Regions from separate parts of the Homo sapiens genome. Here region 1 is linked to region 2. The links are chromatin loops, found by intact Hi-C in ENCODE. Cell type or tissue: OCI-LY7. All regions are shown on one strand. Each heading gives the region's core, and the rest is flanking DNA. Links, peaks and the distances in the headings are about the cores only. Region 1 overlaps SYNE1 (spectrin repeat containing nuclear envelope protein 1). Region 2 overlaps SYNE1 (spectrin repeat containing nuclear envelope protein 1).

Evidence for each region. Peaks named below come from ENCODE experiments on the same cell type or tissue, not always from the same donor. Only the 100,000 strongest peaks of a DNase experiment are listed, where the experiment ranks them.
Region 1: a loop joins it to region 2, with 4 times the contacts of the local background. A loop is called at or near these places in 6 of 110 quality-filtered maps.

What each region holds. Positions count from the first base shown.
Region 1 is chr6:152,291,261-152,307,153 of GRCh38, forward strand. SYNE1 (spectrin repeat containing nuclear envelope protein 1) reads right to left here. Exons shown (of 146, transcript NM_182961.4): 92 at 10,609-10,803; 93 at 9,381-9,521; 94 at 2,700-2,867; 95 at 2,328-2,489. Among named protein-coding and RNA genes, the nearest start is that of SYNE1-AS1, 81 kb to the right of the region's middle. RefSeq lists enhancers at 10,470-10,519, 10,570-10,969, 11,120-11,189. In OCI-LY7, for the core only: CTCF peaks have their summits at 10,881 and 11,080; DNase peaks (open chromatin) are centred at 6,981, 8,281, 10,921, 11,201 and 2 weaker places; H3K4me3 peaks cover 5,728 bases; H3K27ac peaks cover 5,962 bases.
Region 2 is chr6:152,176,862-152,192,754 of GRCh38, forward strand. SYNE1 (spectrin repeat containing nuclear envelope protein 1) reads right to left here. Exons shown (of 146, transcript NM_182961.4): 128 at 12,391-12,546; 129 at 3,275-3,433. Among named protein-coding and RNA genes, the nearest start is that of SYNE1-AS1, 200 kb to the right of the region's middle. In OCI-LY7, for the core only: no CTCF peak of the experiment used is centred there; DNase peaks (open chromatin) are centred at 6,780, 8,150 and 8,610; H3K4me3 peaks cover 3,243 bases; H3K27ac peaks cover 3,539 bases.

The sequences.
Region 1 (15,893 bases), core at 4,663-12,662, 110 kb after region 2:
TTAATATATGCAATTATATTAATATGATATATTAATATATTTTCTCTCTTAATAAACCATTAAGCCCCAATGACTGGTAATCTTCACTAAATTAGCTGTACCTCCTTACTGCTGTGATGGCTAGTACGACTACTACCAACTTAGAAAGGGAAAAAAAGTCATGTGGTTGGCCTTAATGACAAGAAAAGTCACAGATTCACTTCTAATTTATAATTATCAGAATTAATGTGCAATTTTGAGTTGTCTCCATTAAATCCCTTGAACAGAATCATCATTTTGCTCCACATTCAGTTTATGTGTGTTTCCATCCTAATGCCTGAGCAACAGGGTGGTGGTGCTGATTGGAAGCTAACTTGCATTTTCATGTACGAACTCTGGAAGGGCAGAGCAGGCCACCAGTATCCTGTTTTCATGCAGCTCCTAACTATTGTGGGAGCCAGTGATGGGTCTTTGGCAATTGTGGGCAGCCTCCTGGGCCACAAGAATGGGGGCTTGAACAAAGGTGGAGATGTCCTGAAGCTGGAGAGAGGGTCAAACTACTTAAACTTTCTGCAACATCGTCATCTGATAATCTGAGTGAGTGACTCTCAAATGCACTCTAATCCAGCCCTTGCATAATTTACACTATATTCCTTCTGAATGCTTAAAGAACGGGGCCTCCTACAGAACAGCCATCGAGGTTGGCCTGAGGAGCACATACTCAACCTGAAGGAAGCTCTCTGGCTCCTTCCAGTACAGTGAAGCAGAGGTGCAGGGAACAGCTGGACAGACAGAACCGCAGGAGCAAGGAAGACCTAGGAGCCACAGGGAGCACACTGGAGCAACAGGGACACCCCTTCAGATCAGAAAGAGGTGGCCGCTGGCAACAGAAAACTGAAGTAGCAGCTAAAGAGAACTGGGAGACACTGAGGCCCCTTTAGAAAGGAGAGGGGTTTGGGAGACTAGCAGTCTAGTGATAAAATGGGGGAAGCTCAGAAGTAAATGGCATTGGAATAGTCCCCCAAGCCCCTGACCATCCTCCTGATTGGTCTGGTCTTGGATAACAAGGGTTAATTCTCATTTCGTGCTTTCATAGCATCCTCTGCAAATGTGGCTAAGGGTGGGTGACTGTGGGATAGCAGAAAGACCTACAGAAGGTAGTTTTTTACCAAAATAAGGCCTAAAAATGGACGCTATGCACTTCGATCTCTATCTTCAGAAGTCACAAGAGTGTAAAAAACCTGAAACCACTATTTCTCAATATGCTGTCTCTAGATGAAATGTTCTCATTTTTATGTTATACTGAAAGATATATACTGCAAAAGAATGCAACTTTATCTGACTACACATATGAACAGGCAGTCTATTCCAAGGTTATCCTGCTTCCAAAACTAGAAAGATGTAAAGTAGAAGAAAGACAAAGTACAACGTTTCACTCCTAAAGCTGTTAAGTTACCCTGTGTTGATAAACATGCTTACCATGCCATGCTTTCATAGCTCTTAATTAACATCTAAAAATATCTTTCTTTCCTCCTGCCTTCTGAAGGATTGTCACATGCTCCTGGGTTCTTGTCCCAGCCAGGCAGCATTTTCCTACCTCACGGTGATGAATATGTAGGAGAATGTGTGCCTCAGTATCCTTAGACCCCAGTTATACAAAATAAATATAATTTTAACAGCGTACCTCATTAGACTGCTAAAGTATTAACCAGACTTTAATTTCTGAACATTTCTTAGCATGCATTTTAACTTGACACATTTTTAACATTATCTTTCTGCATTAGATTAATGTAATGATCTCTGTTTTTCATGTAAAGCTAATATTTTGCCTAGTTTAACCTTTTAAAAAATGATTTAAGTCAGGGACAATCACAAGATGAGACTTAGAACTTATGAAGTCTGAGATGTATTTTCTGAAGTGATAATGGAGGGGCACCCCCTGGCTAAGTTTCTTAAAACAACAATATCGAGAAAAGGTAGATTTGGAGTATATTTTATTCTTACAACAATGGCTCACAACAAAATCAAAATAACTTGGCAACTCTAAGGAAACACATTTTGTGTAATCAAAGTTAAAAAGCAACATAAATGCATGTAGCTTTCTTTAATTAGATTCAAGGTCTGCATGTCTCTCTCTCTCTCCCTCTCTCTCTTTTTCTCAGATCCCTCCCTGAATCAGTAGTAGAAATGACCACCATTAGGACCCTTGTTTACTCTGGAAGAACTGATAAGGTTAAAAAATTTTTAAAAAGTCACCTGGCTGTCTCAAACACATGCCTGACAGGCCAACCAGTCACAACAGTGCCTTATTCAATCAAGTAGGAAACTGAAGTCATGGCTATTTGTACCTGATGTTCAGCCATCTGGCTTTCTGGACTCCTGCCAGGCTCTGGGCTCTCACTGAGTTTCAGCTCAATGGCCTCCATCTTCGTAGAGATGGACTGGAGGGAGTCCTGGTACTTCTGCTGGCGTTCCAAAGCTTCATAGAGTGTGCGCTGCTTCTCACTGATCTACACCAGAAAAGGGATATTACCAAATGCTTCCCAGCCCCTTATCTTTCAGATTACAACATTTCTTTCTTCAGTGCTTTACCTCTGTGGCCCAACATAGGGTACTCAACTGTGGACTGGATATGTAAACTCTCTGCATGTATTTCATAAGACAATCGCTAAGGTTACTGGTGTCTGGTGGGCATAAACTAGTCCACCTTGAAGACTTACCACATTCTTTAAGGTTTCCCAAGAACGCTGCAAATCACCCAGTTTGGCAGTAGCGGATGGCTCCAATCCCGGTTCATAGAACTCCTGGGATGCGGATGTGCTGGGGTGAATTTTTGCAGCATCTGTCTGCAACCTCTCAGCAGACAAGGCTTGGTAATATGCAATGTCCTGTGAGTGCAAAGCACAGTATTGAATTAAACAAAAAGACAAAGTCTAGATTAATATGCTCTGGGTACTGTTGGTCATGTCAAGGAAAGGTTTCAGATCTACACCTTTCATGGGGCACTACAAACTAGTAAATTAGTAAACTCTTGTGACAAGAAAAATGTAAAGACTGTATCAAAGCACACTGTAATTGTTTCAGAATTTTGGTTTATATATATCAAAAAACAACTTTACCAATATTTCAAGTTGCCAAAACTCAATCTTATTCTATGTTTGTTAAATGGAAATACAAAGGATTTAAGCAGTACACATGTATTTAAAGGTTGATTAGAATAGCAAAAAAAGAGAATCTTAATGATCTAGTTCCTAAAATGTTGTCGAATGTATTCATTAAAGTTTTAAATAATTTAAAAACTACTTGACTTAAATAAAATTAAATCTACAGATGCAGCCAGATCTTCACTATCTGTGGGTTCATCATTTGCTGAATTAATTTAAATATTTTGATATTAAATAAGAAAAATGTAATGGGGAAGTTACCACTACTCTAAGAAACAAATAATATAAAGGTTTTCTATGCATTTCCTAAAAGTATACACACAAAAAAAACAAAGTGAATGATGAAATATCATGCTTTCAAATTTTTTAAACCTATTATAACATTACATATTTTATTTGTACTGATAAAATTTACTATATCAAGAGATATAGTAAAGATATATCAAGAGATATAGTAAAGATGGTTTTTAACTGTTTCTATGGTTATTTATCTGTATTTCAGTAGAAATTTAATTGGGGGAGTAATTGCTATTATAAAGTTCATTGCTTTTGCAGTTGTACTGTTGAAGGGAATTATGTCAGCTTAAAATACCTGAGTCTTATTGAGAATCATGTATTGGTAAAAAGTATTGAAGAAGGCTCCAGCCGTCTGAGAAACAAATGTAGCAGTGTCATGCGGTAGAATGAATTCAGACTGGGACAGCTGAGATTCTAGCGAAATTCTCCTCTTGTGTAGCTATATAATTGGAGCAAATAACTTATATCTTGCACACTGGTTCACTCATTGGTCCAATCTTGGGTGGGATTGAGGATTATATGAAATAATATTTGAGTGACTATGACAGCTTCTACCCATTTTGTTGTTGTTCCTGAGGTCTCCAGATGAGTCCCCAACATTTATTGATGATATTGGAACATGGAGACTGCTTCCTCTTTATTCCTAACCCTGTCACTGTCTTGAGTGGATTACTCTTCATGTCCTTAATAGCTTTAGATCCATTGATCCTCACTCACTCCCACCCCACTTCAGTCCTCCACACCCTTGTATGCTGTCATCGCTCAGCTGGACTTGTAGTTATGTCTGAAGTTACTTAAACCCCTTTCTTGCCAAGACTCTTGTTTCTCTTGCTCTTTTAACCTTTACTTCATCCACTTGGAAACCCGCAAACATGACTCAATCCAGAGTCATTTATGCATGTGTGTGTGTTACTGACACACACACACACACATACACACACAAACACGCACACACACACATACACATGCAATCCAAGCTGTCAAGGAGATACTGCAACTTCTCAAATTTTCAAAAGTCTATGTATATTCACACTCACCCTTATCTTATGCTTTCCAGTTTCACTGCTTAAACCTGACTCTCCCACAGACTCTGAGAATCCCATAAACTGCTTTTTCAAGGATCTTGGTCTATTAACATCCTCTCTGGCTTTGTTGACTTTCTCTCTTCCATCCAAAAACACCTGCACGCACTGTTTCTTTTATTTGTTTTCTTGAAGGATATCACATTTTCTAAAAAGTCCACAGTTCACAATGTGACGGATCGTCACACGTGAATGCACTTGCACACACAGGCTCCATCCTAATTTCTTTGTTTTCTCCCTTTCATTTCATAATCCAACTTCTGAAAGGGTGATTTTCATGGGACTTTCTCACCCTCGATCCACTTCTAAATTCCAGTTTGGACTTTGATCCTGATGACTGCAGAGCTTGCTCTCACCAGCTTCTTCTCTTTGACAAAAAATGATGAATTTTCATCCCTTCCCTTGCCAGACCTCTAGCATTCAATAGCACTGACAAACCCTTTCCGGAAACACTTTCTAAAAAATCTCTCTGTTCTCCTCCCAGCTTTCTAGTCATTCACTCTTTCTCTTTTATAGTTTGTTTTCCACTCACTCGCCAATATTGGTGAATTGATAAGCTCCAGACTCACATATCCAGATGTTCATGCATATCCTGTAGGCTCTTCAAAGTCAACATTTCCAAAAGGAACCAATTTAGGAAAAAACAATGAAGTATTATCCATCTTGCAATAAATGGAATGTCTTCTCACCTAAGCTATAAACTTGGGATTTATTCCTGATTTCTCCTCCCCCTTAACATCCACTGCTTATGGGAGGATGGAGTGCTAACGATGCATATCCTGGCCACAGCCTTGGTTCAAGTTCTCATTACAGTAACAGCTTCCTAACTCAAAGGTTGCAAACTGGCAGCCTGTGGGCTGCCTCTGACCTGCACATATTTAGTGTGGCTTATACAATGTTTTAAATTGTTTAAAATCTCTCTTCATGAAGATAGAGAGATTTCATTAAAATTCACATTCGTAGCTTGTTTTGCAAACCACAAGGTATGGTAACACTGGGCCCTGTGTCTTTGTTAAAGTAATGCTAACAGAGGAGACATTGCCTCATTTATGTGGAGCAGGAGCTGTCCAGGCCTCTGTAGTCCCTCCTGGCCTCTGTAGTCCCTCCTGGCCTGTTTCTCTCATTTTTATCACCAGGGTGGACCAAGCATGAGACTGTGTAACTTCTGTTTCTAACAGCTCCCCTGGCTCTGAATTTGCACACTTCTATTCTCCTGTCCACATTGATCCAGAAGTATCAGTTCTGTACACAGCTTCTCATTAAATTCCCTCAGTGGTTAAATATTAGCTTCTGGAGGAAGCTGAAATTCCTTCCTGTGGCATTCAGGGCCTCCATGATGTGGTTCCCATATCCCTCTCAGTCTCATTTCCCCCTCTCCTCCTCCTCCAATGTTTCTCCAATTACACTGAAACTATTTGCAGTTGCCTGGATGGGCCATTTTGCTTCCCGCCTCCACAGCTTCCAACAGGTGGTTTCTTCTGCCTGAAAATCTTCATCTCACACGACCCAACTGCACTCCAACTGCCTAACTGTGCTCCTCCCTTAAAACTAAAGGGGGCCATCCTTGACCTCTGCCTGACTCCAGCCAGTTTAGGTGCCTTCTCTAGGCCCTCCCACAACACTGTACTGCCCTCGGCCACACTACCTGCCACCTTCTCTTGTAAGCATTTGCCTGTCCTCACACACACTGTAAGCTCCCTAAGGGCTGTCTGGGTCACTGCTTTTCGTCTTCATCCTGAGCACATTGTGGAGTGTTTGGCAAATAACAGGCAGGCCTATATGTTCATAATAAATCATGCTTGTAAATGCACTTATATAAATTCTATTATTTTATATACATGTAAAGTAATACTATTACTGTCCATAAGGAAAAGCAGGAATGCCTTTAAATGGTGTAAACATTTTACATTAGATACTCTATTATAAATACAGAAGGCTCCCAAAAGAGCTAGAATAAAATAAATTTATTACAAATAATTTTTTTCTGGCAGTCTCACTCTGTGTGTGTGTGTGTGTGTGTGTGTGTGTGTGTGTGTGTGTGCGCGCGCACGTGGCTCATGCCTACAGATATGAATGACAACTCCTGGTTTCTTAAAAGGATTTGAAAATATGTCACCTTTTATAGATGAATAATTTCTATTTATTTGAGGTACATACATAAATTGAATTAAAATAAATCACTCAGTACTATAAATAACTACTAAAGTCAATACTTGATGTAGTGAGGAGTCACTGTTACAAATACGTTTCTCATTGCTTATGTGCCTAAGTTATAAGACTTATGAGTAGATTCCTAAGGAAATAAATTTGGACAACTGTAGCTACTATTTGATCAGTATTTTCTAGTTTAAAAAGCACTTTCACGATTCATGTCACATTTCATTTTCACAATGCTGTGAATTAAGTAGTATTGCTTCTCACTTACAAATGAGGGTATCAAGGGACTTCCCAGGTGCACTCAGCTTAGAGGAGAAAGAGCTGCAACTCAGTGTGAGCTTTTAACTTGAAGGCCAATGATTTTCCCATTACACTCTTGCTCCCTCTTTTCAAATGTATTCCTCCCTCAACTCTTCTGCAGAGTCTAAGCCTTGGCTTGCTTCTAAGGGGAATCAAGAAGCCTACAGCAAAATCTAGGAATGCCTCGGTATTTCTACCTTCAAGTAAGCTAAACTGTTATTACATTTTAGCTAATAGCTACTGTCAGAGACAGAATACACTGTGAGTGGGACCAGGTAGTTATATAACGGAGATCTACTTGCAGGAACAGCAGGCACAAAACCTTTTTTTTTTTTAACAACTGTGATTTTATAAAGCAGTTCTATTTGGCTGCTCCCTGAAACAGCTGTACACATTCTGTGCACAAAACTCAGGGTTTTTAATCTGAAAACTGAAACTTAAGGGGATCCTACATGTCCTCCTCAGTTTCAAGAGACAATTTTATAAATCCAGTGCATCACCGGTCATGGTGTCATATTTTTTCATTGTCTTCTAACTGACATTACTATACAAAAATAACATGTGGCCGTAATGATGGGGTTGATTTGTTTGATGAACACCAAGCATAATACATTTCCTTTTTAACAGCTCCCTCAGAGTAAAGCTGTGTGTCTTAATCTAAGTAAAGGCATTTTCCCCTACTTTGCAGCATCACATGTAAGTATTTTAGATTAACAATGCAATTTAATTGATGTTTTCCTGTGACTAGGGGAGAGGGGAAGAATTAAAACAAAGCCTAATCTCACTGAGTTTTAGGACCTGATGAAGCTTTGTGGTTAATGTCAAGAAATAATAATAGAAATATTTGCATGTTTCATCATTTTTAGGGCACTTTCATGTATCCTTTGACACTTTACAAGAAGTAGCATGGAGATTTACAGTTTTAGAAAAGGTATATTTTTTCCACAAAGTCTCAAATAAGTATTTATTATTCAGTTTGAAAAATTTGAGAACCTAAACCATATTAAATAGAACAATTTTTTCTATATAATAATCAGCCGACTATAGCTTAATTTCTGTAATAACATCTGTAACCATAGGGAAGGACAAATCATCAAAGAATGAGTAATACATATTTTAAAATGAGAATTTGAAAAACACTTTCCCAAATTCCCCACGGCTCCCTGAACTTCTCCTTTTATGTTGCTGTTTTTAGTTTCCTCTGATCACATTGTTATTATCTGTCCCATGTCTGCCTTTCTCTCTAGACTGTCAGGGCCTTGCAGGTAGGGCCATGCTGACTCCTTCTCAGCTGCATCCTCAGGAACCAACACAAGGTTTCACGCTGAGCAGGTGTCAGAATGTACTTGACAAATGGATGAGTTGATAATTTCCCTAGAGCTATCCTGATTTTTACCAAGAGAACAGTGTAAGTGTATTAACTAAAGGTTTCATCACCTTGATGTTCCTTTTTTTTTTTAATGAGGGGGGATTCTCTTTATCACAGAAATCCTATGACAGTCTGAATGCTTCTGCTTTAAAATAAAAGTAATATAATTGAATTATAATACAGGTTATAAAACATTTGCTCTGTTTAATGCTTCTCCCTTAATAATACATATCAACTTCTTTGAAAAAATGTAATTTCATAGAATAGTTTACATTTTTTAGTTGTCTTCACTAAAAAATAAAGTATTACTTAACATGCATTAAAAGTCTTTGGTTACTATAAAGGCATATTTTTGATTTCTATCTAACATTTGACATAAAAGCTTTTTGACATTTAATTTAGTATTATCTACATTTAATACATGGTAAAAGGCTTCTTATAACTAAATGGTTATTTTATTTTCCCCATTTTATAGAAAATAAAATTTAAGATTATTGAAAGATAAGTTAAACACTCAAATCTAGTAGGCATTCTAGTATAAATATGGCAGACATTCCTTACATTGGTACACAAGTTGCAAATAAAGAAGAAGTCTGACATAATAAATGGAAGTTTCCTGTCTTCAAAATCTGAGCTGGTAAATGCCAGCACTATTTTCAATGCATGTTATAAAGCCATCGAATCACGTTATTTTACAATGGTGACACACATCTTTTATTTTCTGTTGGATGCAGAACCCCATTCCAGATGATTGCTGGAAACTAAGGCCATAATGTCTTAAAACAGAGCCTTCTGGGCTATCATTCCCATGACCTAATTTTTGTTCATCCCACTTTCTGTAGCCCAGGAGAGGAGATGACATACTGAGACACATGACAATCATAGTTTGTGCAACTATAACACCTAATAGTGTGTCCCTGGAACCAAATGCAACAAAGTCTGAGATTCATACCCACGATCTAATGGAAACAGAGAATGGAGTCCTGCATCTGCCCAGAGATTATTGCTAGAGGAATGCCAACTGGGAGGTACCTGGTTAACAGAAGCATCTGTATTAGCCACAGGTGAAGGGGAGCGACAGGCAGGTGGAGAGGAAATCTCACTGTTGGTTCCCTCCTCCCCAGACTCCTCAGTGACCGGTGACAGCAAAGTGTGACAGCGACCTGCAGTCATCTGCCACGTAAAATGTAGCCCAAAGGACATGAAAATCAATTAGCTATGTTAACATAAGTCCTGTTCAGGCACAGGCCAAAACAGAGTTAATTATAAAACGAAGGTTAAAATTACTGGGACCCGAATTCACATATTAATCCTGTGTTAGTATTTAAAAGTTCTGTCTTCAAGAGAATATGATGCTAGTAATCATTTGTAAAACAATCAGGGATGGGGGTGCATATGACATTGAAGTTTTGTTGTTGATTAAATACTTCATTATTTTCCTTTCTTTGGAGAGTTTGTGGCTTTATAAATAACTGGAAAAATCACGAATCATACAAATGAGAAAAGGTCTGTGAAATAAAGCTTGGTCTTTTGTGGACATCTCAAGTTTCAAATATGGTAGGAAGATAAATGCACCCAAAGTACTGTTATTGCCAAATGGGCTCAGGTATGGTTACTCATTACCTGAGGCACAGCACATATAAGGGAAAACACACAGCACTGGGAAACATTATAGTCACCAAAATACTCAATGCATTTTAGATGGCAAGTGTATAGGAAAATAGTGGTGCAGAATAGAAAATAACAAAGTTGATTTATTTTAATCCAAAGCCAAGCTTTAGACGGTCTGTTTTCATATTTTTCTAACAATAGCTGTTCTTCTAAATTGTATTACACATTTATACAGTAGAGTACATGCACATATGTAGTTAGCTAGTTAGCGTGGAGACCACAACTAAATATATATGCCATGAATTTCCCATCCCCCAGACAACTAAAACACTGTGCAAGTAAATTATTGTTTAAAGCTCAGAGCCTCTCAGTATTATTGCGAAATTATAAACAAATACAGGGTAGACCTCTGACATGTTAAGTAATTCAGCTGTCTCGAGCACATAGTTTCATTTTAACTGTCATTGTTTACAGTGTCAAAGATTGGCCCGGCCCAACGGTAGTCAAAGAGACTTAAGGAATCTGTTCCTCCCTCTGAATCTGCAAGATCGAAGGCTGGTCCCTGAAATCAGCCACGGAGAGGGAACATGGAGCCACTCGCCAGGCTCCAGTCAAAGAGCAAAGCCGCGGGGACCCACTGGATCCTTACCATGACCACAGAGGGGTGGGCCGAAGGCGTGGGGAGGAGCTCCCCATCCAGGTCCTCTGTCCCTTCCGCCAGCCCCTCGACCTCGGTCACCGTCAGCAGCATGGTGGCGTGCTTGGCTTTCATCGTCAGCATCTTGCACTTGGAATTCAAAGAAGCGATCTGCTCCTGGTAGCCCTTAATTTTCTGCGCCAGCTCCTGAGGAAACATTTCCCCCACCGGGGTGTCAGAGCAGCATCAAAAGGAAACAGAAGTAGTAGCGTTCATCTTCCTGCAGGGCGAGCCAATGAGCGCGCAGAGCCGCGCGGGCCCGGGAGGCAGGATGTGTAGGCGGCGAGTCCTCCTGCATCTCGCTACCGAGCCAGACCGCAGGCTGCGCGGCGCGGCGCAGGCACAGCCAAAGTGCCCGAGCCCGCGTCCCCGCGTCGGTACAAAAGGAGAAATGAGGGGATGAGGCCGAATGAGTGGTTTCTAATCGCGAGAGGCCCCATATGGAATCATGAACTTCCGCAACATTAGGAACTGACAACTCTCTTTAAAAGCAGAAAGCATCTGAAATTTACCAGATGGTTCCTGCCATGGAAATTAGGTCATGTGATGGCTAAAACCACACCAAAAAAAATGCAAGGCTCAGCTCTTACCCTACTGAGTACATTCAACAGAGATGACAGTCATTTATTTTACATAGGGTCACATACTCAATAGCCTGTCTGTTCCTATGTCTCTAAGAATTTTTTTTAGATAGGCTAGATATTGCATATGGAAATCCCAATTTTTAATGCAGATTGACCCCCCAAAAAAATTTTGTATATTCATCAAATTTTTTCTTGCTCACTTCATCATGTCTCAAATGTTGCTGAGGCTTTAACTAGAACTTTAAACTTGAAATGCAATTCGGATTTAGTGTCTTTTAATTTCACTTGCTTTTGAAAAAATAATTGTTTTTTTGTTTTTGTTTTTGAGCAGACAAGAATGAAAAAATATATTATGAGAGATAGAGGTTTTAAATATTTTATTAAGAGCTTATTGGAAATATAATCTGGATAGCACATAACCCTTAAAAAGGTAACTATAGATTCATTTTAGGAGTATGGTAATTCTAAAATATTAAAGTTTTACTTTCTTGCTTAAATATTTTAAGTATCAAATATTAAAATTATACTTTATTGCATCTTTAAAAAACGAAAATACATATTTCAAAACATGATTCCTAAAAGTACAAAACTATTATTCTTTTTTTTTTTTTTTTTTTGGCTTCTTTGTTTCAGAGGCTGTCATTTATTGTGCACATAGAACACATTTTGTGGGCCGGGTGCAGTGGCTCATGCCTGTAATCCTAGCACTTTGTGAGGCTGAGACGAGGGGATCACTTGAGATCAGGAGTTCAAGACCAGCCTGGCCAACATGGTGAAACCCTGTCTCTACTAAAAATACAAAAATTAGCCAGAAATTGCTTGAACCCGGGAGATGGAGGTTGCAGTGAGCCAAGATTGTGCCACTGTACTCCAGCCTGGGCAACAGAGTGAGACTCTGTCTCAAAAAAAAAAAAAAGAACACATTTTGTGACAAAAATATTAAATTGTAATGTCTTTAAAATAATTGTGTACATACATACACATACATTCATATATATACACACACATATACACATGCACACACACATATGTACACATAGTCATCCCTCAGTAACTGAGGGGCGTTGGTTCTAGGAACCCTCTTAGATACAAAATTCACAGATATTCCAGTTTCTGATGTAAAATGGCATAGTATTTGCATATAACCTATGCACATCTTCCCAAATACTTTAAATCATCTCTAGATTACTAATAATACCTAATACAATGTAGATGCTATGCATTATAAATAGGTGTTATACTGTACAATTTAGGGAATAATGACAAGAAAAGAAGATCAACATGCAGAGATGCAACCATCCTTTTTGCTCCTCAAATATTTTCCATCCATGATTGGTTGAATTCATGGATGCAGAACTTATGGATATGGAGGGCTGACTGTATGCAAAACACGTGTGCACATGCACACACACACACACACACACACATTTTGTTATTATTGTTGTTTTGTTTGTTTCTTCCTGCCCAACTGAAGCCGAGTGGAGCAAAAAACAGTCCAGCAGAACTCAGCCAGCAGGCAGTCAGTCTTCTTGACTCCTAATAGTATAGGAATTTTTAAAACAAGGATTTAAAAAGTAGACATCATTGCTTCTTTACCTCTGGGGATGCAGTTAATTAAACCTAATAGGATTTTTAAAAACAGTGATTGAATAGCTATTTACTATATCTTGTCTAGTGGCTAGCACGTGGGTACTCAATAAATGACATTTACTGCAACTAGTTAATACTAGAAAAGAGCTCTAGCAGATTACTGGACTCCTTGAATTTCAAGTCACCAAGCTTTCGCACAATGGTTTGCCATTATACAAAAATTGAAGGAATCTTTTTTATTATTTTATTTTATTTTATTTTTGAGATGGAGTCTCGCTCTGTCACCCAGGCTGGAGTGCAGTGGCGCAATCTCGGCTCACTGCAACCTCCATCTCCGGGGTTCAAGCCATTCTCTTGCCTCAGCCTCCCAAGTAGCTGGAATTATAGGCACGCGCCACCATGCCCAGCTAATTTTTGTATTTTTAGTAGGGACATGTTGGCCAAGCTGGTCTCGAACTCCTGATCTCAAGTGATTTGCCTGCCTTGGCCTCCCAAAGTGCTGAGATTACAGGCGTGAGCCACCATGCCCGGCAATTTGAGGAATCTTTATGAAGTAGACAGAGTTAGTATTAGGCCTTCCACCCTTTGTAATCACATGGCTGGGCACAGCTCCCTGCTACAGTATCCTGCAAAGATGTGCCCACACTGACAGCAAGTGACCATTTCTTAAGCTGCAATTCTCAACCTTATTGTGTACAAAACTCATTTGGATTGTTTCTTTAAAAAATGCAACTCTGGTCACCACTTCCAAAGGTTCTGATTTACCAGGTGTATGACAGTCTGCACTTCATAATTAGCCCATGTGACTCCAATGCACGTGACTTCCACTGAGAAATAGTACTCTACGACTTGCTTCTGTAAGTGTAAACCTCTTGTAATCTCATTACCTTTGAGGGTTGGTTATTCAAGCTGTGGTCAAATCCACTAAAATAAAATGGAACACTTGGTTTAATGTTACCCATTCTCTTTATAAAATTTCTGAAAATGTTTATAAAGGTAGGAATTTCAGGTAGAGTGGCCGCTAGAAGACAAGCAGCCCTCTGTGGCCAGTCTCTGGTATTCATGAGCAGGCTTTCCGCATCAGGCGGAAAGAAAAGAGGTGTGAGTATCCTCTCCTATGATTTAAAAGTGGCAGGATGATTTTTTTCAAATTAAATGCAACTTTTGAAAAAGTATTATTATTATTATTTTTTGAGACAGAGTCTCTCTCTGTTGCCCAGGCTGGAGTGCAGTGACACAATCTTGGCTCACTGCAACCTCCACCTCCCAGGTTCAAGCGATTCTCCTGTCTCAGCCTCCCGAGTAGCTGAGACTACAGACACCCGTCACCACCCAGGCTAATTTTTGTATTTTTAGTAGAGACGGGGTTTCACCATATTGGCCAGGCTGGTCTCAAACTCCTGACCTTGTGATCTGCCCGCCTTGGCCTCCGAAAAGTACTGGGATTACAAGTGTGAGCCACCACACCTGGCCGAAAAATTATTTTTAAAAGTTTGAATTCCTTAGGCATAAATAAATGATCAGTTATTTTTAAAGTTATTTGTAAGAAAACTAGATTCACCATAAGATTGAGATTCAATTAAAACAAGACAGAAAATACAGGCAGAAACCCTCTTCCCAATTTGTATGTTATCATCAGTTAAGCTTTCTCCACTCAGCACTTTCCTTCCTGTGTTTGTTTTATACATACAATGAAGCTCACACAGGACTGCATCATTTTTTACATGAAAATGTGTTCTAAGTCACAGTTGGTTTAAAACTAACAAACATAACATGGATGTTCAGAACTGTGGAAGAAAATGTGACAAAATAAACAGCTCACTGGACCAAGAGTCAGGAAGACATAGTCCACTGCTGACTGAGCTGAGTTCACTCTGTGACCTTGGGGGACTCATTTATTTTCCTGGGACTTCATTATTCTCTTTTGTTTAATTAAGTAGCCCAGATAGTTTCTGTTACAGTGGAAGAAAAATCACGGAATTTGGACACAAAGATACTGAGACTGAGTCCAATTTCAATCAGTTACTAGATTTAGGAGCTCAGGAAGTCATTTTTTCTAAGTTCAGTTTTTTTGTCAGTAAAATAAAGATGATTTTAAAAAAATCCTTACCCCGGCCAGTCGTGGTGGCTCACTCCTGCAATCCCAACACTTTGGGAGGCCAAGGTAGATGGATCACTTGAGGTCAGGAGTTCAATACCAGCCTGGCCAACGTGGTGAAACCCCGTCTCTACTAAAAATACAAAAATTATCAGGGCATGGTGATGTGCGCCTGTAATCCCAGCTACTCGGGAGCCTGAGGCAGGAGAATCGCCTGAACCCAGGAGGTGGAAGTTGCAGTGGGCCAAGATTGCACCACTGCACTCCAGCCTGGGCAACAGAGCGAGACTCCATCTAAAAAATAAATAAATAAATAAATAAATAAATAAATAAATAAATACCTCATAGAGTTGGTATAAAAAAGTGATGTAAAATTTTGTAAGTTACTTTAAAAAACATAAAGCTGGCTGGGCATGGTGACTCATATCTTTTATTCTAGCACTTTGGGAGGCTGAGGCAGGCATATCACTTGAGCCCAGGAGTTTGAGACCAACCTGGATAACATGGCGAAACTCTGTCTCTACTCTACAAAAAAAAAAAATGCAAAAACTAGCCTGAGGTAGTGGTACATGCTCGTAGTCCCAAATACTTGGAGGCTGAGGTGGGAGGACTGCCTGAACCCAGTAGGTACAGACTGCAATAAGCCATGATCCCACTGTGAGCCATGATCTTGCCACTGCACTCTAGCTTGGATGATACAGCAAGACTGTGTCTCAAAAAAAAAAAAAAAAAAAAAGCACAAGTTTCTTGGGGAAGAAAAACCGTACAACAAAAAAGTTTAGTAGTAATAACAATTATTACTCCAGAAAAGATTTTAAAAATATCTGTACCATGATAGAAGAGTTGTTACAACAAAATTTTGGATCTTCCTAGATGGGATTAAAAATCGTTTCAAAATAAATATGTAATATATAGTCTAACATATAGACCTACATAAACAGTGGTTTCAAAAATCTACATAACAC
Region 2 (15,893 bases), core at 4,347-12,346:
AAAAGATTTTAATATTGGAAAATTATAGTTTATTTCTCTCATCACTAACCTGATGTTATACTTAGAATAAATTCTCAGACAAATAGTTGCTGAGAGACTTATAAAATGCACACACACATATATATATGCAATTGATATATAGGTATATATATAAATGTGAATGTGTGTGTCAATTATGTTATTTGTGAGGAATATTTTAAAAGAGTTCCTTCATTTTAAAGAGATAATCCTCTATACAATGTCAATATTTTGCAGTAAATAAATCAATGATAAATTAACTTTCAATAATAATAACTATTAACTATAGAGAATCGACAGGCCTCAAACCTTCTTAATTTACTCACTTTCTGTGCTAGCTTCTCTTAGATTGTTTGAGTTAAAGAGGACAGACTCCATATGGACTATTTGCAAGAGATAAGCACGAAATGGTGTGATTTAACTGACGATGAAAGGACAATCCCCTCCCCCTGACTGCCACTGCTATCCCCAATGACCCTCTTACTCTCTTGCCACAGTGACAGGATCCAGTCTTTAGGATCAACTTTTTTATTTTTGGCTTAAGCTCCTGTTACGTAATAAATAGTTTCTCAGCAAAATAATATATGAAGACGGGTATTATATGAGTGTGAACATTTTAACCTTCTCTTGGTCTAAAGTTAGTGTGGTAACAGAGCTATCCTCCCAAGTCATTTACCTAAGCCAAAGGGCCCCAGGGGAATGGTAGGGACCAACAAAACTTTATTCCATTCCAGGGCTGACTGCTGTCCTCATACCTGCAGCCCCACCCACCCTCCTTTTTATGTTATTTCAACACAATGGGATTCAAAGACCAATACGTTGAATGTATTTATTAACATTATAATATTTCAGCAAACATTTGAGATGATTTTATTGAGAAGTGTTTCTTTCAAGGGAATTACTTTAAGACTTAAAAAGTATTTATAATAAAATAATCCTCTTGGATTGTCTTTAAAATCAAACTGTTTTTGAGTGTTAATACCAACAGACACTAATATCTTGGCTTCAATTTTTTTTATGAATGGCCTTTTTCTTTTTCCTTCATCTTATTAGCACTTCCCAGTTGACAACTGCCTTTTTCTATGTTGCCAAAATTACCAAACCTTGATGTTATTTTCCTTTACAAAAGAGACGCCACAAAGAGGAAAACTCAAAAGCCCTTTAAAAAAAAACCCATGAGTTATTAATATACGAGGTAGTATAGTTAACATTTTAAATAATATTCCTAACATTGTGCCAAACAATGTAATAAAATTATCTATATGAAAAGCTGAAATTTTTCTAAATTTTAAGTTCTGGTTATAGATTGTTCAAGAGATGGTTTTTTTCCCCACACTCTCACAATATACATCCTAAATTTAGTAAAAAAAAAGCAATGAGAATAGAGACAAACTTAATCAAAATTTATTCTATAGCAAATTTTACTCTACTACCTATAGTGCATGAATCACGCACTGACAGCATTCTCTGACACCCAGCAACTTAGCAAAGGGCAACCGTGAGCAGATGCTAAAATGAAATCTGTATCATCTCAGCCAAGAGTTTTAAGTTTTACAATATCAAGTAAACAAATGCTTATCCATTTGGATTTATCCAATGGATAAGCAAATTGGATACATAAAGGCTTATCTAATGGCAAATCCATTAGATTTGTAACATCATTAATAGTACATGTTGGCTTTGGATGTTTTAATTTTCTATGTGTGCATATGGATAGAAATAATTTTTCCTAATAACCATTTATATTTCTTTTCAGAATAAATGCAGTAAATACTGGCTGAGTGCTTATGAGAAGTTAGGCACTGTTTCAGGTGCAGGGGATATAGCAATAAACAAAATTAGACAAAGCCCATGCTCCTGGAAAGCTGACAGATCAGTGGGGTCTCCATTTGGACAATGAATAAGTAAATACAAAAAATACATTGTACATTAGATGGTGATATGTACTAATGAGAAGCACAAATTAAAATAACATTAAAATCACTGATTGTTCACAAGCACTGTGGAAACAACACTGAAATCACCCAATTCTTTTTTTTTTTTTTTTTTTTTGAGACAGAGTGTCACTCTGTCACCCAGGCTGGAGTGCAGTGGCACAATCTCGGCTCACTGCAACCTCCATCTCCTGGGTTCAAGTGATTCTCTTGCCTCGGCCTCCTGAGTAGCCAGGACTACAGGCATGTGCCACCATGCCTGGCTAATATTTTGTATTTTTAGTAGAGATGGGGTTTCACTGTGTTGGCCAGGCTGGTCTCAAAATCCTGGCCTCTGGTGATCTGCCTGTCTCACTTCCCAAAGTGCTGGGATTACAGGCGTGAGCCACCGCACCCGGCCGAAATCATCAAAAATTTTAAAATGCTAGCAAATTTGATCAGCTTTATATAGACATCAGAAATGTTTTGGATCCAAATGAATATGTAAAATAATTTGATAAGATATACATACCTTTAAAATAATATGAAGCCAAAATTATCAGGAAACTCTTAATTCCTATCTGTGGTCTATAAATCATATTTTAGAGAGAAAATGTCAATTCAATTTATCTTAAGAATGTTTTCTTTCAGTTTCTCTCTAGTGGCTTTACCTTTTTAAAACAAAAAAAAATACACAAAAAACAAAAAAAAAAGGAAAGAAAAATAATACATATAAAGGGTTCCTACTGAACAGGTAATTAAGACCCCCAAATACTGAACTGAATAGTAGATGCTCTATTTCATCACAAATTGCAAGTATTCTATATATTTTATGTGTAAAGCAGGCCTTTTTATGCAAGTTTATTTTATGCTGGATATCCTTTTTTTTTTTTTTTTTTTTTTTTTTTTTTGAGACAGAGTCTCGTTCTGTCACCAGGCTGGAGTGCAGTGGCACGATCTCGGCTCACTGCAATCTCCGCCTTCTGGGTTCAAGTGATTCCCCTGCCTCAGCCTCTAGAGTAGCTGGTACTACAGGCGCGCACCACCACGCCAGGCTAATGTTTTGTATTTTAGTAGAGACAGGGTTTCACCATGTTGGCCAGGATGGTCTTGATCTCCTGACCTCATGATCTGCCCACCTCAGCCTCCCAAAGTGCTGGGATTACAGGCGTGAGCCACTGCGCCCAGCTGCAAGTTTATTTTATATTAAAAAGATAAAATGTTTAAAATATACTGCTCCTTTGACAGGAAAGTAATTGTGAGTAAAGCCACCTTCTGTACCTGTGAAAAGTACACATAAGCCTTATGAAGAATGAAAACCTAAGTAGCCATGCATTCCATACCTTCTTGAGCTTCTCTATCATTTCTTCAATGAGAATGTCTCCATTCTGAGAAACTTTGCTTTCCATTTGAGTCAACCACTCACAGAGTTCCTTGTTCTTTTCACTGAAGACTGCCCATTCATTCAATCTTTCACCTATTTGCTGCCGCCTTAAGGAGAGCTGAAAAGTTTAAAATGGGAGAATAGGCAAAATGATTATCAGAGAGAAGACCACACTCCAAGGAAAATAGCAAATAAACTAGGACTAAAATGAATGATAGTCATACATCTTTTTAGCCCACTGTTTCCTGAAGTCTAGGATTTGCTATTATAAAGTGGGAGACATTGAATCCTCTAGTTCTTTCCTGAAGATTCACATACACATTAGCTTATTAAAGGTTCTGGATAATGCAACTTCACACAATTGGTTCAGGATAGATAGGATACATGACCAGTGAATGTAAAAAAGAAAGAAGAAATGGAAAAGAGTAGGGAAAGAAGAAAGGAAAGAAGGGAAGTAAAAGGAAAGAGAGATGGTAAAGAAGGGAGGAAAAAAAAGGAAAGAAAGAAAAAAGGAATAGAAAGATGAAAGAAAAGAGTAAAAATAGGGAAGGAAGAAGAAAAGGAAGAAAAGAAGGGATGGAAGAATGAGCCTCAGGTATCTAGAGAGTGAGGAAGCGGGCAGCATCCAAGCGAAGCGGCCTGAAATGGAGGCAGGTGCCCCAAGGCTCAGCTCCATACTGACACGTGGACTCCAGGCAAGTTCCTCTACTTCTCTGCAGTTTTCATTTTTATTTATTTAATTTTGTTTCTTTTCCTTCTTTTTTTTTCGCATGACAGATTTATTAAGATGTATTTCACATATGATACAATCACCTGTTTAAAAATGTACAGTTCAGTGCTTTTGGGTATATTCACAGCATTTGTGAATCACCACCATCATCAATTTTAGGATATTTTTATCATTCCAAAAAAAAAAAAAAAGCCAGGTGCAGTGGCTCACGTCTGTAATCCTAACACTTTGGGAGGCCAAGGCGGGCAGAATCCTAACACTTTGGGAGGCCAAGGCGGACAGATCACTAGAGGTCAGGAGTTCGAAACCTGCGTGGCCAACATGGTGAAACCCCATCTCTATTAAAAATACAAAAATTAGCCAGGTATGGTGGCGCACACCTGTAATCCCAGCTACTTGGGAAGTTGAGGCAGGAGAGTCGCTTGGGCCCAGGAGGCAGAGGTTGCAGTGAGCCGAGATTGTGTCACTGTGTTCCAGCCTGGGTGACAGAGCAAGACTCCACCTCAAACAACAATGACCACCACCACAACAATGAAAACCTTGTAGCCATCAGCAGTTACTCTACTGCTCCTCCTCACTTACCTCCCAGTTCTAATCTCCCTTCTGTCCCTGTGGATTTGCCTATTCTGGACATTTCATATACATGGAATCATACAATATGTAGTCTTCTATGACTGGCTTCTTTCACTTAGCATATTTTAAAGATTCACCTATATTGTAGCATGTATCAATACTTCATTCCCTTTATTGCTGACTATATTCCATTGTATGAATATACCACATTGCATTTATCAACTCATCTTATTTGGGTTGTTTCCATTTTTTTGCCTATTCTGAATAATGCTGTTATAAACATTTGTGCACAAGTGTTTGTATGAACACATGTTTTCATTTCTCCTAGGTGTTTATCTAGGAGTAGAATGTCTTGGTCATATGGTAACACTATAGATTGTTTTCCAAAGTGGCTGCCCATTTCACATTCCCACCAGTAGTAGGATTCCAATTTCTCTACATCTTCACCAACACTTGATTACAGCCATCCTAATGGATGTGAAGTGGTATCTGATGATGGTTTTGATTTGCATTTCCCTAAAGGCTAACAATACTGAGACTCTTCATGTTTCTTAGCCATTTGTATATCTCCTTTGGAGAATTATCTACTCAAATCCGTTGCCTGCTTTTTAATTAGATTGCCTTTTTATTACTGAGTTCTGAGAGTTTCTTATACATTATATATATACAATGGGCTTGTTTTCCTATCTCTAGGTCTAGAATTATCCTTTCCAGAATTCTAAAATTTTCTGATTTCAAAATATAATACTCTTGTGTTCATAGTGCTGGTTGAAATACTAAGGAATGTTTCTAGTTGAGTTAAACTACACGTTGGCAAAACATAATATGATTTGGTAAGAAGGTCTGAAGACGTTCTTCCACAGTCTTGTTCATAATGCTAGCTATTCCACTATTCATTCCACTGCATTAAACATATCCCTATTGATTTTATTTTACCCCCAACATTTTATTACAAAACATTTCCGACACAGAAAAGCTGAAGGAATTGGATGGTAAGCACTCATTACATACTCCCTGGGCTCAAACTGTTAACATTTTGCTATATTTTGTTTTAAGACATTTTCCTTCCTTAATACATTTACTTTTTATGTATTTCAAACAAATTTCCTTTTTAAAATGAAAATGAAAATATTTCTAAGGTATTATACACTTTCTAGTTATCAATTCTGTCTTGGATTTGCTCTGTTAATGATTAGACAGATAACACAAAACTAAATATCTGTGATTCTACATCCTTGTACACTAGTCCAGGAGCCCAGGATACGTATCCCAAGGCCAGCCTTAGGCATAGTGAGTTGCCTAGAGAGTGAGCCCCATAACCTACCATAAATTTTGAAAGGCCACCATGAGAAATTTATTCTTTTGATTCAATTATGATCTTTTAAAGTAAAAGTTTTTCTGGGTTGGGTGACACTGGTGAACCTACTAAGTATTTCCCCATTAGTATAATTTAGTTTCTCATTGAGGTTTTTGGAGGCAGAATAATACAGAACAGTCAAAGGGCAGTGAACTTGGGGTAGGGCCTACTAGAAATGGAAAAAGCTAAGGAAACAGAGATTTAAAAGTTTTGGGGACAAATTTTGTCACTTTACACCATACCCCAAATAGCACTGAAGAACATAATCCTTCCAGGACCCCTTACCCCTCTAGCTCTGAGAGCCGCGTGCACTCTGATCTTCTGCTGATCTCTCAGATTGAGAACTCTCTGGTGAATACGGCCTTTTCCCTTTCATTCACAGAGCAGCAAGAGTCAGGAGTCTGGCTGGTAGTTAAAATCCCGGTTCAATTGATGGCCAAACTGAAACTATACTCTTATTATTTGGACTGCCCAAAATAATCATTGTCTATGAATCGAAGCTGGGCCTGGTGGCACATGCCTGTAATCCCAGCACTTTGGGAGGCCGAGGTGGGCAGAGTTCAAGACCAGCCGGGCCAACATAGTGAAACCCCACCTCTACTAAAAAAACAAAAATTAGCCAGGCGTGGTGGCAGCCATCTGTAATCTCAGCTACTCGGGAGGCTGAGGCAGGAGAATCGCTTGAGCCCGGGAGGCGGAAGATGCAGTGAGCCAAGATCACACCACTGCACTACAGCCTGGGCAACAGAGTGAGAAGAAAAAAAAAGAAAAAGAATCGAAACTCCTGCCCTTCAGACTGAAGATGAACAAGTAACTCCTTACACTGCCCCCGAATCTTGGCCATAAGCCAAGAATGAACTCTAGGCCTTTACTCACCAATATCTGCAGGGAGGATGGTCCCAAAATAGAAAAATATTACCTATTACTTTCATAGGTAAGTATTATTATCCCCATTCCAGAGACAAGGAATATGAAAGTTGGACAAATTTGGGGCACTTGTTTAGAATCAGTACAAGATAAGACCAGCAAAGTTTGAGTCTTTGACATGGGGTGCAAATATGATTAAATATCCAGAGGCAGCTGATATTCAAAAATAGTTCATCCATCACTGACTAACTGCATGATCAGGACAAGGTCCCTCATTTTCTCTACGACTTACTCCTTTCATTTGGAAATTATTCTTATGTTTGCTCCAAAAATTCATTAAACAAATGTTTATTGTCTGTAGTAAACAAGTGTCTCTATGTGCCCAGCACTGTCCTATCAATATGGTAATATTAGAGAAATAAGAGAGTAATTTAAGAAATTGACTGATATGGCCAGGCGCACTGGCTCACGCCTATTATCCCAGCACTTTCGGAGACTGAAGCAGGTGGATCACTTGAGGTCAGGAGTTTGAGACCAGCCTGGCCAACATGGTGAAACCACATCACTATTAAAAGAATACAAAATTAGCAGGGCATGGTGGCAGGTGCCTGTAATCCCAGCTACTTGGGAGGCTGAGGCAGTAGAACTGCTTGAACCCAGGAGGCACAGGTTGCAGTGAGCCAAGATCGCACCACTGCACTCCAGCCTGGGCAACAAGGGTGAAACTCTGTTTCAAAAAAAAAAAAAAAAAAAGAAAGAAATTGACTGATATATATTAAAGACCTGACAACAGCTGGCCATTACTATGCTGTTGCTACTAGTACTATTATACATGACTACAGGGCATCACTTAAGTTTTAAATTTTTTTTCCTCCCTTGACACTCATGTATTCCATATCTCCACTAAGCAGCTGGATTATACACATATATAGATAGATAGATAGATAGATAGATAGATAGATAGATAGATAGATAAAATATATATTAAATCCCTTGTGTTTATCACACACCATGAAAATGTTGCTTTCATTTTCTTACCACGGAGCTACACCTTAAAAAAGACACAGTGAGGCTACAAGCACTGGGTGCAAACCCAGGCCAAACGCTTTTCAAAAGATAAGGGCAATGGCATCTTCCTTCTGGTTTGTACATCTAGTATTTAGTCTATATACTAAGTAAACATTACCATCTCTTTCTTTGGATTCAGATGAACCCTCAAATTATTTATCAGCTTAGCACCTATTTATGTTTTTGCAAGGGCACAAATACATTGCATTGCCAACAGCTGAGAAGCACCAGCTAAAACCTTCAGAGTGTGCAGCAGCTCAACAGGAAATACATCCTTTTCTGGTTGAAATATTTTTACCATGATGTTTTGACAAAACAACGAGCAATTACGATGATGACATATACTTATATTTCAGCTAGAATTACACACAAATCTACAAACCAAAACAGAATAAAAACAAGTATAAGCTCTGGCTGTACACAGGCACAACAAAACATTTGGGCTGTCTACTTGAAAACAGATACTTTAATATATTAACTCTGCCCTGCAATGTTTACTCACGGCCTCTATTCCGCATTCTCATCGCCAGTCCCAGGTACTCCAGACTCCTCATCAACTGCTTTGGTCAGAATAGGAACAGACTACTTGCTCCTTAGTAGGGATAATGTTATGTTGAACTCAAGTTTTGACTTTTACAATGAGACATGGGCACAAGCTCATTTCCTTTTGTGGTTTCATACTTGACAGAAATTCACCAGAAACAACTAACTCAAGAACGAGAAACTAATCTATATCCTCCTTAGAGTTACATCCTGGCACCTTGATCAAACCCATGACTAAACTCTCATTGGTTTAAATATTATTTTTCAGACTGAAGTATTAATAACGTAAGTACGCTTTAGCTTCAAGCATTAAGACACTTCAACATGGAAAGTTTCTAAAAACACTATGTATTCCGTTTGCTGTTTCTTTTTAACGTCTTAGTCTCCTCACAGGTGCAAGTTATTAATCTATTTACAGCATATCGCATGATCAACATCAGCTTTTGAAATATATTTTCAGATGGCTGTCTAGATATATCTAAGTCTGGAGAACAATTTTACAACATATGAATGACTACTTTAGCAATTAATAATAGCAATAATTCCATGGCATTTTTATACAACACTTTTCCTAAATCAAAAAGTATTGCATAACCATAATCTTCTTAATCTTCAAAATATTCAAAATCTTGTCATTATTTTACACTAAGAGAAACGTAAGTATGAGGAAATAGAATCGATGCCATAATGTCTTCATTATAAACAATACATCATGAACACTTAGCTACTCTAGACACTGAAGATGCAAAGAAATGGTCTTTGCATATCAAAGTCCTCATATTCTTGGAATGAGGTCACAAACATTGAAAAGAATAATAACACAATGCCACATAATGGCACAACCAAAAGAGAAATAAGAATTCAGAGGACCAAGAACATACTGAGGGCTGAGAATTTCATAAGTGACATCACAGGAGTTGTGGAATGTAAAAGAAAACAGGTTAGAAAATTAGAAGGGAAGACCGGGCACGGTGGCTTACGCCTGTCATCTCAGCACTTTGGGAGGCTGAGGTGGGCAGATCACCTGGGGTCGGGAGTTGGAGACCAGCCTGACCAACATGGAGAAACCCTGTCTCTACTAAAAATACAAAATTTACAGGGCGTGGTGGCACATGCCTGTAATCTCAGTTACTCGGGAGGCTGAGGCAAGAGAATCACTTGTACCCAGGAGGTGGAGTCTGCGGTGAGCCGAGATCACACCATTGCACTCCAGCCTGGGCAACAAGAGAGCAGCTCTGTGTCAAAAAAAAAAAAAAAAAAAAAAAAAAAAAAAAAAAAAAAAGAAGAAGAAGAAAATTAGAAGGGAAGAAACAGTGTCGGCAGGAAGAGTGGCATAATCCAGGTCTTTGGGGAGGGAAGTTCATGGCATGTTTGAAGCAAACAGGATCCAATCTCTAAAATATTATCTCTCTGAAGGCTTCACAGGCATCATTTAGCTAAAGCAATAGATCTGGTCTAATTCAATTCATCGAACATGCTAAAAAATATTAAGAGAGCAGGTAGTGCTAGACTTCTCCTAAAATTAAGAAAAACAGATGAATGGGCTCACAAACGTAACTGAAGGTTGCTGTGATAATTTCCCACAATTTGTACCCACCAAATATCTTTCATTTTGATACATCATGATAAAGTCTTTACATTGCAAAATTATAGGATGATTTACTGTATAATAAGGTATTGCTTTCAGTTTGAAGAATTCAGAAATGAATCAAGTGTTGTGATTAGCATTACTACCCTCTATGCGTAAATCCATGTAAATTCCTCATTGTGTTCACTGAGAAAATGAAGCTTTGTGAAAGTAGCCAAATTCATTTTGAACTCAAATCATTAACATGTTGGTAAAAGCCATCTCATACATGTATCCCCCGTTTTAAAAAGTATATATTCATAGGAAACTGCTCACACATCTACCATGTGTGCTCCAGAGTTTTCTGTTGGCCCACGGATTGAGAAAAACATGGGTTTTCACCTAAATATACAGAGAGAAATTTTCCTGAAAATACACTTCTTGTTGATATCACATCAATCAAGAGGCTCTGAGCCTCTTAAACTCTGTTTAATGGTTCCTGAAGTATGAGGATAAGCATCTCTAAAGTCAGAGAAAGGGTGGAGGATGGGAGACAAAAGAGATCCCAGGGCAGCACAATTGGCAGGGACATAAGAGTAGGGACATAAGAGCCCCCTCTCAACAGCCCCTTCCTCAGTCTTCCCACACCAGCTTTTTCCAGCCAGTTCCTCTGCTCCAACTGCCACCTTGTCAGAGTGTTCATTTGCTTCCTCCCATCAATCAGTCTCCTCCACTCCCCTTTTCGAAACTCAATTCAAAATGTATCCATCTCAAGAAACATTTCCTTTATTCCTTGCCATCCACACTAGCCTTAGCTTGCTTAAATCTTTATACAGTTTGTGTGTGTGAGAGAGAGAGAGAGAGATGGAGTTACGCTCTTGTTGCCCAGGCTGGAGTGCAATGGTGTGATCTCAGCTCACTGCAACCTCCGGCTCCTGGGTTCAAGTGATTTTCCTGCCTCAGCCTCCCAAGTAGCTGGGATTACAGGCACCCGCCACCATCCGCGGCTAATTTTTGTATTTTTAGTAGAGACAGGGTTTCACCATGTTGGCCAGGCTGGTCTTGAACTCCTGACCTCAGGTGATCCACCCGCCTCAGCCTCCCAAAGTGCTGGGACTACAGTCATAAGCCACCACACCTGGGTCCTTTAGACAGTTTTATACATTGTTTTTACCTGTTTATGCCTGGTTTTCTTCTTAACTGTACACATTCTCCTAGACTGATTTTAGTCTCAGATCAAGTTTAAACTTGACGATAGGGACATTTATTACAGTTTGTTAACATCACAATTATTAAGATGACTGATCCATTTAACAGAGATGTATCACAGCCTATTATGTGCCAGGCAGGGCACTCGGGGTATAGAAGTAACAAAGACAGGGCCCTGCTTCCTGGAGAACATAACCTCAAGGCATTTGGGTCTGTTCTTCATTATGAGCCTTTGAATCTGTTTTTCCTCTTTGCCTAGGATGTCTTCTCGCTGCCTTTCCACCAATCTTTCCCTTTCATTTCCAACTCAAAGTCAATCTGGGATATTTTTTTAAAACGTTGTGCACATAGAAGGTATTTAATAAATGAATAAAGTATGACTAAAAATAAATGAATATAAATTACCAGGAAACAACTACAGTAAATTAAAAGTGATAATAAATATTCCCTGAACAAAACCAGCTCCACAGTATTAGCTAATGTTGCAAATACAACAGTAGTTTTTCACGTTTCAAGTATATCTACCCAGCAAAATCACATCTGTGAACCATAACATTGTGCTTTCTCTTAAAAATATTATGCCAGCGGCCAGGCACGGTGGCTCACGCCTGCAATCCCAACACTTTGGGAGGGCGAGGCGGACAAATCACAAGGTCAGGAGATCGAGACCATCCTGGCTAACACGGTGAAACCCCATCCCTACTAAAAATACAAAAAATTAGCTGGGCATGGTGGCAGGTGCCTGTAGTCCCAGCTACTTGGGAGGCTGAGGCAGGAGAATGGCGTGAACCTGGGAGGTGGAGCTTGCAGTGAGCCGAGATTGTGCCACTGCACTCCAGCCTGGGCAAAAGAGTGAGACTCTGTCTCAAAAAAAAAAAAAAAAAAAAAAAAAAAATATATATATATATATATATATATATATATATATAAAATGCCAGCCAGCAAAAGTGAAAGAAAAAGAATCCAGTTTAGGTTTTTCTAAAATGTGGTAAAATATAAATGTATTGATCTGAAATGTTCTGGTAGTAACCACAGTGTTCTTCCTTTGTCCGTACTAAGAATTATGGGCCGGGTCCACATGTGGGTTAACCCATCTGACGTTCAAATTCATCTCCCAATTTTCCATCATCAAGATAATTCCATTTTTAGAACTTATCTTACCTGGTGGCATAGTTCTTCCCACTGCCTTTGCAGAAGCTCTACGCGTTCATTAAGAATGGAGATATCATCAGCACTGATATAGGCAGAGAGGGTGTCCTTCAGCAGGCTCAACTGGGTCAAGTCATCTGTCCAGCTCCCAACTGCATTTTCTAATTCCTAAATAAAAAAACAAACTTGAATACCCACGGACATCTCCTGCCAATGATTTCTGAAGTGTTTTTGAATCCCCTCTTGATAGAATTTCCTTTGTATAGCCCTCAATTTAAATATCTAACTTGGGATCTAGAGGCACATCATGGCAATATTACAGATTTGGTTCCAGACCACTGAAATAAAGTATATATCACAATAAAGTGAGTCACAAATTTTTTGGTTTCTCAGTGCATATAAAAGTTATGTTTACACTATACTATTGTGTATAAAATGTGCAATAGCATATGTCTAAAAAAACCAATGTACATACCTTAATTTAAAAATACTTTATTGTTTAAAAATGCTAATGATCATCTGAGGCCTCAGCAAGTCATAATCTTCTTGCTGGTGGAAGGTCTTGGCTCAACGTGAAAGGCCATTGACTGATCCAGTGGTGATTGATGAAGGCTAGGGTGGCTCTGGCAATTTCTTAAAATAAGACAATGAAGTTTAAGCAGCACTGATGACTCTTCCTTTTACAAAAGTTTCCTTGTAGCATGTGATGCTGTTTGAGAGCATTGTACTCACAGAACTTTTTTCAAAATTTGAGTCATCCTCTCAAACCCTACTGCTACTTTATCAACTAAGTTTATGTAATACTTGAAATCCTTTGTTGTTACTTCAACAATATCCACAGAATTTTTACCAGAAGTAGATTCCATTTCAAGAAGCCACTTTCTTGTTGACGGCCATACCACCCTAAACATGCCCAATCTTGTCTGGTCTCAGAAGAAACCACTTTTTTTATTGATCCATAAGAAGCAACTCCTTATCCATTCAAGTTTTAACATGAGATTGCAGAAACTCAATCACATCTTCAGGCTCCATCTCTAACTCTAGTCCTCTTGATGTTTCCACCTCATCTGGAGCTACTCCCTCCACCACTGAAGTCTTGAACCCCCTCAAAGTCATCCACGACAGCTGGAATCAACTTCTTCCAAACACATGTTAATGTTGACATTTTGACCTCCTCCCATGAATCATGAATGTTGCTTTTGTGAAAATAAAATTTATTTTTAATTTTTGTGGGTACATAGTAGGTGTACATATATATGGGGTATATGAGATATTTTAATAGATGATAGCAAAGTAAATATGGTATTCATCACCTGAAGCATTTATCCTTTGTGTTACAAACAATCCATTTATACCCTTTTATTTATTTAAAAATGTATGATTAAACTCTTACTGACTACATTTGCCTTGTTGTTCTATCAAATACTTTTCTATTTTTTGTAACCATTAACCATCCTCATCACCCCTGCAGCCTCCATGTACCCTCCCAAGCTCTGGTAACCATCTTTCTACTCTCTATCTCCATGAGTTCAGCTGTTTTAATTTTTAACTCCCACACATAAGTGAAAACATGTTGAATGACAGTGGTGAAAGTGGACATCCTTGTTGTGTTCCAGATCTTAGAGGAAAGGCTTTCAGTTTTTCCTTATTCAGTATGATGCTACCTGTGGATCTGCCATATATGGCTTTTATTATGTTGAGCTATGTTTCTTCTATGCTCAGTTTTTTGAGGGTTTTTATCAGGAAAGGTTGAATTTTATCAAATGCTTTTCAGCATCAATAGAAATGATCATATAACTTTTGTCTTTCATTCTGTTGATCTGATGTACACATTGATTAATTTGAGAATGTTCAACCATCATTGCATCCCTGGGATAAATTCCACTTGGTCATGATGAATGATCTTTTTAATGCACAGTTAAATTCAGTTTGCTATTATTTTAATGAATATTTTTACATAAATGTTCATCAGAGATATTGTTCTATAATTTTCCTTTTTTTTTTTTTTTTGATGTGTCTTTGTCTGGTTTTGTTAGCAGGGTAATAGTAGCCTTGTAGAATGAGTTTGGAAGTATTCCCTCCTCCTCTATTTTTCAGAATAGATTGAGTAGGATTGGTATTAGTTCTTCTTTAAATGTTTGGTAAAATTCAGTAGCGAAGCCATCAGGTCCTGGGCTTCTTTGCTGGGAGACTTTTTATTATGGCTTCAATCTTGTTACTTGCTATTGGTCTGCTTTTGGATTTCTTCATGGTTCAATCTTGGCAGGTTGTATGTCTCTAGGAAATCATCCATTTCTTCTAGGTTTCCCAATTTATTGGCATATAGTTGCTCATAAAAGCCGCTAAAGATCCTTTAAATTTCTGTGGTATTGGTTGTAATGTCTCCTTTTTCATTTAGATCTTCTCTTTTTTTCTTAGTCTGGCTAATGGTTTGTCAATTTATCTTTTCAAAAAATAAACTTTTCATTTTGTTGATCTTTTGTATTGTTTTCTTCATTTCCATTTCATTTATTTCTGCTTTAAGCTCCATTATTTCTTCTACTAACTTTGAGTTTGGTTTGCTCTTGCTTTTCTAATTCTTTAAGATGCATTGTTAGGTTATTTATTTGAAGTTTTTCTTCTTTTTTGATGTAGGTGCTTGTATCTATAAACTTCCATCTTAGTACTGCTTTCACTGTATTACGTAGGTTTTGGTATGTTGTGTTTCCATTATCATTTGTTTCAAGAAATTTTTCTATTTCCTTTTTAACCTCTTCATTGACTCACTGGTCATTCAGAAACACATAGTTTAATTTCTATGTGTTTGTATAGTTTCCAAAATTCTTTTTACTATTGATTTCTAGTTTTATTCCATTATGATCAGAGAAGATACTTGATAAAATTTCACTTTTGTTTGAATGTTTTAAGACTTGTTTTGTGGCCTAACATATAGTCTATCCTTGAGAATGATCCATATGCTGGGGAGAAGAATGTGTATTTTGTAGCTGTTGGATGAATGTTCTGTAAATATCTGTTAGGTCCATTTGGTCTGCAGTGCAGATTAACTCCAGTGTTTTTTTGTTTATTTTCTGTCTGGATGATCTCTCCAATGCTAAAAGTGGGGTGTTGAAGACTGCAGCTATTATTGTATTTGGGTCTAATGTCTCTCTTTAGCTCCAATAATATTTGCTTTATATACCTGGATACATGAGCATACATAAGTGACAGAAAACCAAGGAAAAAAATTAAATGTATATTATTATTATTATTTGAGACAGAGTCTCAGTCTGTCACCTAGGCTGGAGTGCAGTGGTGTGATCTTGGCTCACTGTAACGTCCACCACCTGGGTTCAAGTGATTCTCCCACCTCAGCCTCTCAAGTAGCTGGGACTACAGGAGCACATCACCATGTCCGACTAATTTTTTTGTATTTTTAGTAGGGACTGGGTTTTGCCATGTTGACCAGGCTGTTCTCAAACATATAAATATATATTATATATTTATCTGGGTGGTCCAGTGTTGGGTGTATATATATT